2 separate regions of the Homo sapiens genome follow, and region 2 is linked to region 1. The links are chromatin contacts, found by Hi-C or POLR2A ChIA-PET in ENCODE. All regions are on one chromosome and are shown on one strand. The core of a region is the stretch at or near the end of the contact, and the rest is flanking DNA. Distances in the headings are between cores, read along the strand shown. Region 1 overlaps MYRFL (myelin regulatory factor like). Region 2 holds the start of PTPRB-AS1 (PTPRB antisense RNA 1).

The links. A loop is a pair of places that touch in the nucleus more often than their neighbours do. ChIA-PET counts read pairs that join two places held with the same protein, here RNA polymerase II (POLR2A). Pooled maps may share reads with other maps.
Region 2: a pooled map shows a loop between it and region 1 (4-fold over the local background). The contact joins the promoter of PTPRB-AS1 here to the enhancer-like site in region 1. A Hi-C loop is called at or near these places in 3 of 50 pooled maps. POLR2A ChIA-PET finds 5 or more read pairs at or near these places in 2 of 52 experiments (A673 and WTC11).

Annotation. Positions count from the first base shown.
Region 1 is chr12:69,904,080-69,907,809 of GRCh38, reverse strand. All of the region lies in intron 11 of MYRFL (myelin regulatory factor like), which reads right to left. Among named protein-coding and RNA genes, the nearest start is that of MYRFL, 81 kb to the right of the region's middle. RefSeq lists an enhancer at 1,419-1,488. Within about 2 kb of position 1,294, at least 2 of the 41 ENCODE cell types and tissues checked have a DNase peak (open chromatin) inside an H3K27ac peak, as active enhancers do.
Region 2 is chr12:70,466,208-70,470,097 of GRCh38, reverse strand. PTPRB-AS1 (PTPRB antisense RNA 1) reads right to left here and starts at 2,019. Exons shown (of 9, transcript XR_001749196.2): 1 at 1,771-2,019. RefSeq lists an enhancer at 1,318-2,290.

The DNA.
Region 1 (3,730 bases), core at 45-2,544:
TGAGTGTTTCTCTTTTGGAGCTTAAATTTTAGTAAAAGTTTCATTCTTGAGTCTTATTTATCTCAGGACCTGCACAGTACCGAGCAAAGTGTCTGACATGTAATAGGCACCTAAAATTTTTGATGGAAAAAAGAAGGAATAAAAGAACGAAGGTATTAAAATGGCAAGACAATCCCTGACATGAAGAGAATTGAAGAGAGAGGGTCAATCAGGAGCCAGCCTGGACTGGCCTTGCACTGCCTAGGCCCTACCCAGTTCCTCAGCCATAGGCCCCTGTGAGTCCTATGCCCAATCCCTATTTTCCCCTTTGTTCCTGCCCCACCTGCAGGGCCCCAGCTAAAGAAGGAAGCAGAGGCAGTGTTGGTTCCTTTGTTGCAGATGAAAAGCAGAGGAGAAAGTACCCTCATGTAGGCTGTCCAGGCTACAGAGAGGGAAATGGTCCCTGGTTTCTAAACTGGATCCTTGATTCCCCAAGACATACTGCTAGACATAGCATTAGGTTCTCTGGTACTACTATCATCCTCTAGACAGATTTTCAGCCAAGAAAAATTTTGAGGGTTACTTGGAGACCTAAACATTTTATATGACAATGTTCCTCAAACAAAATGCTTTTCTAATTTCTGGACTTATAGTCTTCCCAAAGCTAAATATAAACAGTAGCCTGTATTGCATGATCCCTATGTGTACACTTGGCCTAGGGAAAACACTTGAGGCAAAGGGTGTGCCTTCTTTGAATCCTCCCAGGAACCCTACCCAGGCCAGCACTTACTGCTGTGCCTTGCTCTTCAATGCCTGTTGAGTAAGAAACTGAAAACTGAATTTGGGTGTCTGCTTTGACCTTGCCCACAGAAGTTTTGGAAAGTTTTGACCATGGATGCAAATAGCCATCAGCATCATGCTGCCTCACACCCAAGGTTTCTATAATATATCATTAGCTCAAGAATTGCATCACAGACAACACCTTCCAGTCCATGGGACTCAGTCTGTTCAGGGAAGGCTATCTGTCATCTGGTGATGGCCCACAGCCCAGCCACAGTCTGGACTAGGAGCAGCTTAAATGACACCTGCTCACCCTGAGCAAAGGAACTTCTGCGTTTGGCTCCTGGCCCAGAGGGAGACTTTGCATGTTTGACTTTCTTGAGCTTTTTTCATGTCTACTTTTGTCTTCCACTAGCACACGGGTATTGTGGTTAGGAGAAAATCAAAACAGCCTTTGAGCATTTCATCTTAACGATTCCCTTTTCTGGCTTGAATTTTTTAATATCTTGCTACCTTTTTTCAGCCTTCACCACAGAATTTGACTGATGTATTCAACTCTCAACTTCCTCATGTTTTTGGGCATTGACATTGAGGTTCTTCATGTGCCTTTAGTGTTCAGCGTGTCCTTCCCCCCTAGTTTTGCTCAGTTTCCACCGTCAGAGCTGCATGTCCTTCCACAGTCTGCAGTCGCATCAGTAGACACGATGCCAATGGCTGGGCAAGTTAAGCTGCTCCTCTGCCCAGGACCTCAGTTGCAGAGGTTTCGGTCATATCTGCGTCATCTTCTCCATGTCTTGGATCTGTGTCCCTGTGAGCATCAGAGATCTCCCCCACCAGGACTTTGTAGATAATCATGTTCTTAATATCCACAAAGAAATCTGTGTTTCCTGCGTGAGGAAACACATAGGGCAAAGCAGCAGCCCATATCCATTTTCCCCAATTGTAGTATTAGGTAACATATTTGACCACTACATTTTGTAGCAGCTCATCCATTCAGAAGCCAGCTGTGGTTAGAATGCACTCTTAAAGAATAAGAAATTGCTTCCAGTCCTATGCATGCCATCAAATTGACCAAGGGTCAGATCCCCAGAGTATATGAAAGAAAGGCTCTCTTTTTAAAAGTTGCAAAAACTAAGTCAGGAAGAGGTGAAGATGAAATTCACACATCTGTCATCAGCATCATCAACATTACCATCATCTCCCTCATCTCTGTAATAAACAGTGGACTGGGACAGACAAGATTTCTACAAATATATATCTCAAAAATGTGCACAGATTTATCAAAACAAATCTATTAATATGAAATCATTTAATAAATAAATTACATGTAATTTTTATTTTGTATAAATAGAAAATAATTTCTCTTTGCTTAGACTTGTCTGGCTAAAAAATACCTTACATATATGAGTTTAGAAAAATCTCTTAACCTGGGTAAAATGAATATGAGCATTTCCTGTTCACAGACAACAAAACAGAGTCACAGATCGCCTCTCGGCCAAAGTTCCTGGGCTGGTGGTTGCCAGAGTCAGGACTAAACTCTTAGACTTCTAACCACGGACCAGGATTTTCTTTATTCTATCATGCTGCCATGAGCAGGAAGGGGATACAGAAATTTCACATTTAGAGCCTGGATTGAAGTGACATTTCATTTAGATGGAGAAGGCTTTTTAGAAGGGATGTGAGAAGTTCTCCAGAAGCTTGTTATTTTAAGACAATATATTTTCTTCAAACCAACAAGCAATATTTGAAGACTTTTTGTAAATGAAGTTCTGTGTTATGCCTGGTGGTAGCAGGAAGGGTTGTACAGGACTTTTCTCACTTGTTATATTCAATTTACATTTTAGTAAGACTTGGTAGTGAATTGTATAGCCAATTGCAAGGATAAATTTGAGTTGGTGTGACCTGAAATGCAGACAGATGATCTCTCTCTAAAGTTCAAAGTCACAATATCTAGGACTGACATCTGGAAATGTATGTAAGAACTCTCTAGCTCTGCATTCCCATCTGGCTAGTAGGTCACAGCTCTTCTAATATGAACCGCAGCTTCACAATCAGTATAAAAGTCTACAATTACAACCATTCTTTGGAATCCTCTAAGCAAAGGAGGACATTCCTTGGCTGGTTTAGGAAAACCAGTGCAGATTTGCACTGAGAAAGGAATGCAGTCTGGAAGAGGGGCTAATAGTGAACAGATTAGGACTTCTATTAGCTAAAAAGGGATAAGGAAAGGAGAGAAAAGGAACTTTTAAAACACAGCTTCACAAATGCTGTCAAGAGAAGTAGTATGAGTGAGATGATGGGGAAGTGGTAGAAGCAATGCATGGGAAATAATTAAATGGCAGAAAAGTTGGAATGAGGTGTTAGTAGCTGGCTGATGGATTGGAAGCTTAATCCTCATCCTTATGGTCTACATAGCAGTTGTAGCTTTCCAAGATGATTCAGTTCAACTGGTTAAAAAATAAAAAAGAGCCAAGGGTGTCAGGCAGGCAGGCAGGCACCATTTTCATCTTATAGCTGAAGACACTGAGTTCAAGGAGATTAAGCTTTTTATCCAGGGTCACGTAACTGGGGAGAGCCCAAAGCGGAGAAGCCATCTCCTGACATCTAGGCCTGACTTCTGGTTTCCTCTAGGTAACTGCCTCTCCACGGAGGAAAAAGGTCTTCACCCGGAACTCTTGGCGATGAACTGACCAAGTAAGGGATGAGGAGGAGGAGCTTCTCAAGAGTTCCTAGAGAAAGACGATGCCTGGGGAAGATAATGGCCAGTAGAGTTGGTGCCAGGGACTCTAGAAGGAAGAGGCTGGAGACATCCAAGAGAAATATGATCAGGAACTGGACTGAGACAGTGCTTGGAAGATGAGTGGGGAGACAGAAAGGAAAAGGCAAGCTCTGGAAGCTGACAAAGTATGGAAGGAAGGGCAATGGCCTGTGGAAAATAACTGAGACTTGCTGCCTGTGAGGCCAATGACAT
Region 2 (3,890 bases), core at 770-3,269, 560 kb before region 1:
AAATTTTGCCAAAGAGCAGATTAGCACCTTAGGAAAACCATGTTATGCTTTTATTTCAATGCTCAATTTACAGAAAAACCATATAATACCGGTTTTTGAATTTAGTCTATATGTTCACACAGAGAACCTCTTCTGCAAGATTAATTTCCACAATTCTTCCACTACTTATTTGAACCTTCAGCTTTTTCCTAATTTAACTCAAAGCAATCATTTAACCCTAGGCAAGAGTTTACATTTCCATGCCTTCTTATATAAAACATTTTACAAATAAATGCATTTTACTTTTCTTACACAGCTTGCATGTAAATCTATTTCTAGTAGTTTCAATTAACTTCTAGCAATTTTTAATTTTAACGTAAAAATTGGTTAGTTGTATTAATTGTGTGCTAAGTGTAGCCAAGGTTTGCCTTCTTTATTAAGGGTATGGTTAGGTCCCTACGTCCCCAGGCCTTACCAATTGTGAAACCGTCAAGTCAAATAGTTCTCAAAACCCAAAAAGCAGTTCATAACCTCAAAACTCTTAGCAAACCTTGCATGTGACCTGCATTTTACCAATAGTCTTTAGGGCTGTTTTTATTTCTCAAAAATTAAAGTTACATGAACTGAAAGGCTCCACAGCTTTTAACTTCCCTTTAAAAAGGGAAGCGCTTGTCTTTGGGCCAAATTAATCAGAGCTCTTTTTAGACATTACACGCAACACACACACACACAGGAGAAAGCCCAGTCGCTAGGTAGGGTTCTTTAAGAGACAGGGTTAAGAAAACATGCAGATTGGCTGGGCGCGGTGGCTCCCGCCTGTAATCCCAGCACTTTGGGAGGCCGGGGCAGGCGGATCAGCTGAGGTTGGGACTTCGCAACCAGCCTAACCAACATGGAGAAACCCCGTCTCTACAAAAATACAAAATTAGCCAGGCCTGGTGGTGCATGCCTGTAATCCCAGCTACTCGGGAGGCTGAGGCAGGAGAATCGCTTGAACCCAGGAGGCGGAGGTTGTGGTGAGCCAAGAACACGCCATTGCACTCCAGCCTGGGCAACAAAGAAAAAAAAAAAAAAGAAAGAAAGAAAAAAAAAAACATGCAGATAAGGAACCAGAGAGGGCTCATCCCCTAAGGCAGGGTTGCTAAACAAAGCCTTGCCAAGCTGTTACTGGCCATGCCCCCAGGATTTAAAGCAAGGTGGAGGCTTGTAGCACAAACCATATAGACATGCAAAACACACCAGATTGGCCACAGCCTAAGACTAGCCCCACAAATCCTTTTTCATAATTAAAGGTTTACAGAAAATTTAAACAGTGATAGTTTGGGGGCCTGGCCTAGTAAATGGGGGGAAAAAACTGTAAAGGTTAACTGTTGACAGGGTGGAGAAGGGGAAAGAAAAGGAACAGTTTTAAAGTGCCTGGGGAAGAATCTCTTATTCTTAGGCAAGTGGTTCCTCCACCAGGAGAAAAGCTCAATTACTGTCAGATGGAGTAAAACCCCTTGACTGGGAAAGGAGAACGCTCCAGCAGTTCTGTGGGGTGGGGACTGCCAACCAGCTATGCCGGACCCTTGGTCCATGCGTCTCAGCCCCTGGAGGTAAGGGAGAGGTAAGGAGATAAGGGAGAAGGGAGCTTCTGTTCCCCAGTCGGTCCCAAAAAAGGAAGGAGGACATGAAAAGGCCCAGGAGTGAAGAGGGGTGGGGTGGGGACATGGTTTCCCCCACCTTCAGAAGTTTGAGGATGAAAAGGCTCAGAAGCAACAGTGAGAGGTTTTGAGTTACCATTTCACTCACCACTTCCGGAGCCCCCAGGGTGTGTGCCAAAAATGTTGCGGAACTTTTCCTTATTTCAGCTAAAGATGGGGTTCTTGTCCTTCCCACAGCCACAAAAATTTAGGCTCACAGACGACTCAAAGGGAAGTAAAGCAGGGTTTTACTGTGTGAAAAGCAAAAAAAAAGGGGGAAATAGGGACTCTTGCAAGGCCAGAGTCCCTCTGCTAGAGCACTTCCTGCCAGGCCATTTGAATCCCAGGTTCCAAACAGGAAGAGGAGGGGCCAGGCTCCTCCCTGCTGCAAAGGGTGTGAACCTCCCGGGGCTCCACCTCAGTGGGCCGGCAGGTTGGAGTTTCTGCAGGGACGCTCACCCACCTGGCTGCCTCACAATCAAGGTGGAAGGCAAAGTTGGGAAGCAAGCACCTTTTTCACATGGTGGCAGGAGAGAGAGAGAGAGACATCTCTAAAAAAAAATTTAAAAATTAGCTGAAAATGATGATGCTCTTCCTATGCCTTCCATCCTATGGTCCTAGTCCTATCCTTTGGATTGTGTTATGGGTTAAGCCAAATATCCCAAAAGTTCATATGTTAAAGTCCTGGCCCCCAGCGCCTCAGAATGTGACCTTATTTGAGAAGAGGATTATTGTAGATGTAACTAATTAAGATGACGTCACCCTGAAGTAGAATGAGCTCAATCCAATGTGTCTGGTGTCCTTATAAAAAGGGGAAAATTGGACACAGACATGCACACAGGGAAAACACCATGTGAACATGAAGGCAGAGATCAAGTGATGCATCTACAAGCCAAGGAACATAAAGATTGCCAATAAACTGCCAGAAGCTAGGGTAGAGGCATGGAATAGATTCTTCCCTCAAAGCCCTCAGAAGGAACCACGCTGATGACACCTTGATCTCAGGCTTCTGGCCTCCAGGACTGACAGACAATATACTCCTGTTGTTTTAAGCCACTCACTTTGCAGTAGTTTGTTAAGGCAGCCCTAGCAAACTAATATAGATTGTTATTAATAATAATAAATGCTCATATTTAAATTCTTACTCAAAGATAAGTAAGAACTCTAGAATGTACTTTTCCTCAGTACAATGCTGTGAGTAGGTACTATTTTTATCCTCATTATATTTTAGTATCCTCATGTGGCAGGCAGAATAATGGGCCGCCAAAGATGTTCTCATCCTAACCCTTGGAACCTGTGACTATTTAGATTACATTGCAAAGGAGAACCAATACTGCAGATAAAATTAAGGCTGGTACTCAGCTGGCCCTGAGATAGAGAGATTATCCTGAATTATCTGTGTGTGTCCCAAAGGAGCACAGGCCAAGCATAAAAAGACTAAAACTTAGATTTGTCCTACTGTGATTTGCCTTTGGTAGAAATGAGGAACTGGAGAGAAAAACTATGTTTCGAAAAGAAAACTATAGCTGGGTGTAGTGGCTGACACCTGTAATCCCAGCATTTTGGGAGGTCAAGGTGGGAGGATCACTTGAGGCCAGAAGTTCAAGACCCAGCCTAAGCAACATAGTGAGACCACCGTCTTTACAAAAATAAAAAAAAGTACTAGCCAGGTGTCCTGGCATGTGCCCGTTGTCTCCAGCTACTCAGGAGGCAGAGGTGGCAGAATCATTTGTGCCCAGGAGGTCAAGACTACAGTGAGCCATGATCACACCATTGCACTCCAGCCTGGGCAATAGAATAAGACCCTGTCTCTGACAAAAAAAAAAAAAAAAAAAAAAAAAAAAAAAAAAAGTCAAAAGAAAACTATAGTATGTAAGAGTTAAAGAAAGAGGAAAGGAACACAAAACACAGCTTGCAGTTGAAGACAGGTTTACTTTAGATCAAACCTGAGAGGTATCCCCGGCCCATTTTGGTCAGAAGCCCTTTCTCTTGCAGACTAGGAGTATATATTGGTTTTAGGGTGAGGGGGCTTATGAATGTTTATGTGTGTGGAAAAGTTTATGGCAGAATCTTTCTGGGAGGAGGGGAGGTTATCTTAGGACAGACATCTTTCCAGCCTGGAACGGGGTTATCTCAGGGCTAGCATCTTCCAGGCCAGAGCAGGGTTTATCTCTGGTCTGGCATGTCTCTGGTCAGGGAGGAGTTTGGAATGTTTCTGGTTGGAGATGT